Regions from separate parts of the Mus musculus genome. Here regions 1 and 3 are each linked to region 2. Evidence: chromatin loops called from intact Hi-C (ENCODE). Cell type or tissue: left cerebral cortex. All regions are shown on one strand.

Region 1 (2,500 bases), 120 kb before region 2:
CATCTGTGGGAAGGGCTTCACTATACATGCGTATATTGGTTGCACATCCTGAGGAAGGGTTGTGGCATGTGATTAATGCCAAGTGAGGATTTAAAAAAAGGTTTCAGAATGAAAGAAAAATAGAATTTCTATTTGTGAGAGGAGGCACAGAGCAGGTGCCTCGGTGGGGGTGCAGTTATGGTACACAGTCTTTTCAAGTCAGGTCTTGAAGTGCCAGTGTGCCCCACTGCAACAGTCACTTACCTGCTGAAGTTTACCCACCTGCCTTCCAATTAACATTCCCAAAATAACAGCACTGATGATGATAATATTAATAGCAGCTATAGCAATGGAGTCCCCTATTACTGCTACTTGCTCTGGTCTCTACTAGGTCCTCTTCATCAGTGGGACCTGAAATCAGTTTACAGTTCTCAAGTGTGGCATGGAAGCCACTAATATCTACCATGTTGGTCCCTGCTGGCTGACAGGCCTGGGTGACTCCTGCTTTAGGAAAAAGGGTCTAAACTATCCTTAGGGTCTAGATGTGAAACTGTTCCTCATGGACACATTTGTTTTACTACTTGGTACCTGGATGTTGGTGCTGTTTCAGGAGGCTCTGGAACCTTTGGACCCGGGTCTGTAACCCCAGGGGTAGATCAGAGGGTTACAACCTTTCCTGTTTCTGATGCACTTCTGCATTCTGGCTTGCTGAGAAATGAGTCCCAGACACATGTTCCTGCCACCATTAACTGGATGTGCTGTCCCCACGATTCTGGACTGAGGGTCTGAATCAAAACTTACCTTTGAACCTCCCATAAATTGTTTCTTGCCAGGTATTGGGAAACAGTGATGAGAAAAATAGCCAATATAATTATGGACACAGACTAATGAGGCGCATTCCAAACCTGCTCATGAGAATTCCAGCGTGCAGCGTGGGGAGGAAGTGCACTAAGAAAGCCCTGCCTGGAGCAGGTCTGCAGTTCCCACTGAGGCCCTCTCTCTGTCAGCCCCACACGGGGGCATCCCAGCATGACCAGCACTGTGGAGGGTTTCTGCAGTCCTGGGGGAATGAGCCTGTCATCAGCAGGCTGCCCGCTATGGGTGTTTTTTCAAATTCATTTCCAGCCACATTTTGGCCCAAAGCCCCGAAGCTTCTTTTCAGGATGAGAGCACGCAGCCTCCCAATTTCATTTTGCTTCCTCCCTGCTTGTTCAAAGAACAATCATCTAAGATAAAAATATCATCCTCAGGCAAAAAGAATTGAATTCAAACATTCTTAAGAACAGATTCAACAACTTTTCTCTCACAAACAAAACAAAACAAAACAGAACCACAAAGCTGCTTCATTTCTGGTCCCTAGTTACCCTAACAAAGAAAGGAAAGAATGGTGAGAAGTTGAGGGTATTCAGAAGAGAGACTTTCTGAGAGACTTTGGAGTGACAGTGGGTACACTGTATCCCAGTAACCAGTCCTAGCAGCCCTGCAAGGGGGGACTGCCACTAGTTCACCACAGGTGACATGGAGGTCTAGCAGTATCAGCAATATGCCCTGGGTTGCACAGTTGGTCTTGAAAGTTTCAAACCCAAGCAGCTTTCTCCTAGGACCCATGTTCTTACCACAGTGGTACACTTGCATGCAGCTACAGTCCAAACAAGCTAGAAGTTAACTCTTGGTGAATAAAAACTAAAACATGTTACAATTTGACCGTTCTCTCCTCTCCTTTCCTTTGTTTTAGTGGTTGTGGTTTTCCGGATAGAATCTTAGCACTGTCCCTGCTAAGCACATGTTCTGTCAGCGAGCTCCACCCTCCACCCTGCACTCCATACTTTGCCTGTCATGATGCACAGCCTCCACAGCCAGTTGGGCCACTTCACTGTCTGCTTTTCTTCACTGTTTCTCCTGAGATACAAAATCCCCACAAAGCCAATGTATATCAGAACATTGACCTTCCTGCCCTCTGGAGTCTCCCCACGCCAACGTCTGGATGCCTCTCTGTGAACATTAATACTGTTGATTTGTTGACTTTTTACCCCTACCACAACCACAATAGCTTATGACTTGATTTGTATATAAAATATCGTGCTATATATAATCTTTGGGGATAGATGCAGGGTATTTTCTTTTTGGGAGGAGGGGCTATTGTCCTGTTGTCACAAACATTCCCAAGATCACCTTAGGGGTACCTGCAATAACACCAGGGCTTGACCTTGGTTTCTGAGCTAGATCACGTGGGGCACAGCACCTCTCTGGTCTTCCCTCTTATCACACTCTCCTCACTGGGCTCAGAACCAAGGCCTCTTTCCTGTGTTTACAACATCCCAAGTATCCTGTTGCCTTGGCACCTGAGCTAGCTATTCACTCTGCTGCTCTTACATTCAGATGAACTGTCAATCTCCACCCCAGCCCCTGAGAAGCATCTCATGATCATGGAACTAGGAGCACTGCCCAGAAAATGCACCCCACTTTACTCTGCTAACAGAATGCCCAGCATATACTGGTTTTTAGCTTTCTTTACAAGAAA
Region 2 (2,500 bases):
TACTAGACAATGAGTTTATTAATAATTTGAACACATCCATGCATCTCTGGAAGATATTTATGATGCCATGTAAATGAAATTATCTAGAAGTGGCATTACATTCATTAATTTTATAGCTAAAGAAACTGAGGCACAGTTAAGTATGAATGATTCTTCTCCAAATCTTGCAAAAACTGCTCAACTGGCTGTGAGCAGAACAGATACTCAGTGAACACTGGTGGCCTGAGACCTATCTGTGCATGTAACAGACAGAAACATCTATTACGTTCTAATTTCTTAATTTTACAGAGGGTAAGCAAGAACGGGGCTATGCTTGGTACCTGGAACCATTCTGTGTGCACAGTACTCTTTAAGCAAAGGAACAGTCATCCACTGGTGATATATTTGTGATATACAATGGTGATATACAGTGAGTGGCTGTAATGATGACCAAATGAGGGTTGAAATCAAAGACATGGAAGCACAGTTACTTCTTAATGCCCCTCATGTGTTGACCAAACAATCACAGGCAGTTCCCCAAATGGCTCTCAGTGAGTGCTGCCTGAATGTACTCTGTTGTCAAAGACAAGTAAGCATGGTCCATCACAGTGTCCGCAATGCTGAACTCAGTTATTCTAGAGTGCAATGATTCTAGAAAGTTCATTAGTCTTTGTCTCTGACTTTCAACTAATGTAAAAACAACAACAAAAACAACCCCCCCAAACAAAACAAAACAACAAAAAATCAAAACTATCACAATTGTTTTTTCTTTTTAAACACTGAAAGGCCATTTTGTTTATCTGGTGAAATATGATCAAAAGTTACCCAGTTGTTGAGGGGCACACACAGAAACTTAGTTGTCCAATGGCAAAGGCTCTGCCATGAATTGTCAGACAGGACTGAATGAAATTGCTGGTTAGTGACTGCTCCCAGATGCCTCCAGAGCTATTTGTCAGGTTCTACCTGATGGTTGTATAACTCTGGACAAATTTCTACATTCTCTAAATATCAATTTTGCCATGTGTAAAACGTGCACTCAGTGCTTATTCTATGGCACAGTGGTAAAAACCATTCGTAAGCACCTGGCAAGCACTTGGCAGCTGCTGTGGGTGCTTGCATGCTTTATAAAGGTTAGTGGTTACTCACAGGAAGGGAGCTGGCATCTGGTTCTGAGGCTGAGCTAAATGCCTGAGTGGGGTGTCTCACTCAGGATCACTTTCAGACCCACAGGAGAAACAGCCTCCTGCACAGGCCCTGCTGTGCACAGGCGGAAGGCGCACACTTGGCCCCGACAGCAGTTTCAGCAAAGCAGCTGTTGGCTGTGCAGGAACCCAGAGCTCAAAGCAAAGAATAAGCACAGCACACACCTTGCACACACCTGGCTACAAGACTGCCTGTGTGTGATGCTCAGAGAGACGGTGCCCCAGGGGACCATGTTCAGCAACACACTGGTGGCTTTTCAGCAGCACCACTTGCAGGCAACACATATGGCTGACTTGGGTTTTTAATTCCAAGTAAAAGAGAACCCAGTTAAAGACTCTGAGTCAATCTTATTGGCACCATAACCTCCTTTCCTTTTTCTGCGTGTGTACTCTATTTTTCATTTTCAAGATGTATGTATGTATGTATGTATGTATGTATGTATGTATGTATTTAGTATATGTATTGTGTGTACGTGTACGTGTGCGTGTGCGTGTGCGTGTGTGTGTGTGTGTGTGTGTGTGTGTGTGCAGTGTGTACATGGAGGCCAGATGAGGGCATTAGAGGAAGTAAAGTATACAGGAAGTTGTGTGTGTGTGTGTGTGTGTGTGTGTGCAGTGTGTACATGGAGGCCAGATGAGGGCATTAGAGGAAGTAAAGTATACAGGAAGTTGTGAGCTACCCAATTTGGGAGCCAGGAACTGATATCTGATTCTATGGAAGAGCAGCAAGCACTCTACCTCTGAGCCACCTCTCCAGCCCCTAGGTTTCATTCTAGTGAAATGAAAATATGGCCCCTGAATTCCTAGTCAAACTGCACTAATCAGATCCTCTGAGAGTGTACTGATTTCCCCTTTAGCTGCAGGGGGCACTCTCTAAGGACGAGTCATTCTGAACCTTAGATGGACACAGCTTCTAGGGAACCAGACAGCAAGGAGCAGATGCTGTGTCCCACCTGTGTGACGTTACTTGCTCTCATCACCCTGCACACTGTCAAAGCTACAACATTCCTACATAATCCCTTTCAGTTTTCTGTGAACTCTGCCATGCTGATATGAATCCCAAATCCTTAATTCTACGTATGCAGAGAGACTATCCCAGAACTAATAAATAGACAGATCTCCCAAAAGTATTGCTTACTTTCATACTTAAAAAAATTTCTTTTGGCTACCCAACCTTTTCAGTAATCACACATATTGACATATTTCTGTCTGCAGCCTATAGAGAACCAAAAGCAAGTGCTGGCAGTGTGAGTGAGACCATTCCGTGGAATGGGAAGGTCAAACCTTGACTCCCTGACCATTTTTCTATCAAGAATGGT
Region 3 (2,500 bases), 170 kb before region 2:
GTGCACTGGCATGGTGCTATTCGTCTAGTTACAGAGTTGGACACTGAAGAAACCAAAAAAGAAATCTGGGTCATTCTGCCTGTAGACACTGGACACAGGCAGCCATACGTGACCATCCTTGTCTGCTCCTGAGTGATTCAGGATGGTCTGCTGTGCCAATACCACAACATCTTGTGCTTCTCCCAACCAGCCTGACATCACCCCCACCCCCTTTCAGGGTCCAACTAGGGGAAACAAAACACATGACTTGCTTTCACCTTGGTCCTGTTCCCTGCTCCACTCTGAACGTCAAGGCTTACCCAATTCCACCTCCCACCCAAGTCCGGATGCTCAGGCAGAAACTGAGAACCAGGATGGGCAATCCCATGTGAACTATGGGGAGAGGAGGCAGGCCAGCGGGACAAGCCAGCAGAGGGGGATTCTGTTTTAGTGCCTCCTCCTCCGAGACTCCTAACTTTAGACCAAAGAGAAAGCTGCGTGGGATTGAGAACAGTCAAGTCTGGATCAGTGAAAGGACTGTCAAGCTTATGCCTAAAAGGGTTTAGCAATCCCCTTCAGGGTATGCATCCAAAGGAGGTTTTAACAGGTGTTGAGAGGACCTGGACCCCATGCTTATTGGCACAGTATTCATAAAGCCAAGATATGAGATTACCACAAGCATCCGGCAGGGGGTGAATGGAAGAAGAAATCAAGAACACTTACTCAATGGAATACTACTCAGTCTTTAAAAAGGTGCGATGGTGTCATCGCAGCAGCATGGGTGGTCCCGAGGATGCTATGCTCAGTGGAGTAAGACAATTACAGAAGGGACACAGTGTGTGCTCTCTCTTATTTGTGGGGCCTAAAGAAGCTGGTCTCACAAAAAAAATAGGGGCGGGGGCTGCCAGAGGCTGGGGTGGGGATGAAAGATCAACAAAGTTATGGAAGGTGAAAGGAGCAGGCTCTAGTGATCTGTGGCAAAGCAGATGACCCTGGCTAGTGACCCTGTTTTGAATATTTTACATTATCTACAAGAGGACTTTAAATGTTCTCAAAACAAAGAGATGACGAATGTCTGAGGTGACGGATATGCCAAGCACCTTGATTACTGTATCATTACACATAGCTCAAAATATTTTACTGCATCCTGTAAATATTCATATTTGTGTCAGTCTTAATGTGAAAAAGCTGAGCAATAAATATCTTAAAACAAAATAGAAAGAGTAATAAAGTGAACCATCATCAGAACTACTTGAAGATTAACTAGTGCTCCCCCCAGCTCAAAGTATGGGGGGTATTTTCTGAAGGGGTACAGGGCTATGGAGCCGCCTGGAAAGAAGGAACAATGGGTCAGAGTCTTGGTGAGGGAGGGAAGACTTCTATTATACAACCACTGGGTTCACCGTGGCAACCAAACTAGCTCTGAACTTGAAATAAAACCCTTCCTCACATGCAGCCCAAACCTATCTCCTACAGCATCCACAATAGTCTGCTTTTCCATCTGTGACAGAGCAGCTACTCTGTGTTCTTGGATGGTATGCCTGACACCTCCCAGAATAGACGAGGCATGACCAGTGGGCACTGCAGACACTGCCTATCCATCCACACAGAGATTACTCAGTGCAGAAAGATGCTGTCCAGAAGAGTTCCACTGACAGAGTGAGAAAGCTGGATCCTTGGCTTTGTAGTCAACTAGTTCCTGCTTGTCAGAGACAAAGGTTCAGCCCGATGCCCCATGTTATCACTCTTCTGCTCAGTGGAGAAAGCAAGTTCATTCAATGTATCCAGAAGCTCGTGGAAGCCAGACAAGAAGCACGGGCGGCAAGACGAGGGAGGGAGGGAGACAGCTCGATGTTACTTCCAAGGACAGGACCGAGAGCTGCCAGGCTGTGGGAGAATGGAGAAGCACCTGACTTTGTAGTTGAGAGAAAGCTGGTTCCAATTCCCGTTCTCTTTGCTGTGAGATCTAGGGCCCCTGCATGACCTCTTGTGCCTTGGAGTTCTTGCCTATGAAGCAAGACCTCCATTTCCTTCTTCTATCTCTGAGGACTAGATGGACACACTATACAGCAATTATTTCAGAGCCTGCCCATCAAGAGTGGATTATCTACTCAGTGGTGGGGACACATTCCAAGACCACAGTGACTGCCCAGTACCAGCAATAGCAACAAACACTATAGATACATTTTTCTAAAGTATGACTGGGGTACCTGTGATGAAATTTGATTTAAATTTAAAGTTTAAGTACATGAGAGGCGAACCCCCCCCCAACCCTCACCCCTCACCATCTGAGGCAGATGGAAGAGCTTGTCCCAGTGAGCTGTCCCGGATGGGGTGTGGGTTAATTGCTGGAGGGTATCAGTGAGGGAGAGCTGACCCTATCACTTCTCTGCTATGAAGTGGTCTTGGATGGGGGAAGATGCCTTCCACCCCCTCACTACTGAAGGCAGACAGGAGAACTGACCCTAGGAGAGAGTGTAGGAGAGCTGGTTCTACAACTCACCTGTCAAGAGGTGGCATG

What was found. Hi-C counts contacts between places; a loop is a spot of excess contacts. Peaks named below come from ENCODE experiments on the same cell type or tissue, not always from the same donor. Only the 100,000 strongest peaks of a DNase experiment are listed, where the experiment ranks them.
Region 1: it touches region 2 in a loop (3-fold over the local background); 2 of 42 quality-filtered maps call a loop at or near these places.
Region 3: it touches region 2 in a loop (6-fold over the local background); 2 of 42 quality-filtered maps call a loop at or near these places.

Annotation. Positions count from the first base shown.
Region 1 is chr13:36,489,314-36,491,813 of GRCm38, reverse strand. The region is part of intron 6 of Fars2 (phenylalanine-tRNA synthetase 2 (mitochondrial)); the gene reads right to left. Among named protein-coding and RNA genes, the nearest start is that of Gm46409, 120 kb to the left of the region's middle. In left cerebral cortex, no CTCF peak of the experiment used is centred here; a DNase peak (open chromatin) is centred at 1,048; H3K27ac peaks cover 895 bases.
Region 2 is chr13:36,365,201-36,367,700 of GRCm38, reverse strand. All of the region lies in intron 5 of Fars2 (phenylalanine-tRNA synthetase 2 (mitochondrial)), which reads right to left. Among named protein-coding and RNA genes, the nearest start is that of Gm40912, 160 kb to the right of the region's middle. In left cerebral cortex, no CTCF peak of the experiment used is centred here; a DNase peak (open chromatin) is centred at 1,239; H3K27ac peaks cover 652 bases.
Region 3 is chr13:36,531,123-36,533,622 of GRCm38, reverse strand. All of the region lies in intron 6 of Fars2 (phenylalanine-tRNA synthetase 2 (mitochondrial)), which reads right to left. Among named protein-coding and RNA genes, the nearest start is that of Gm46409, 81 kb to the left of the region's middle. In left cerebral cortex, no CTCF peak of the experiment used is centred here; DNase peaks (open chromatin) are centred at 20, 395 and 1,521; H3K27ac peaks cover 1,980 bases.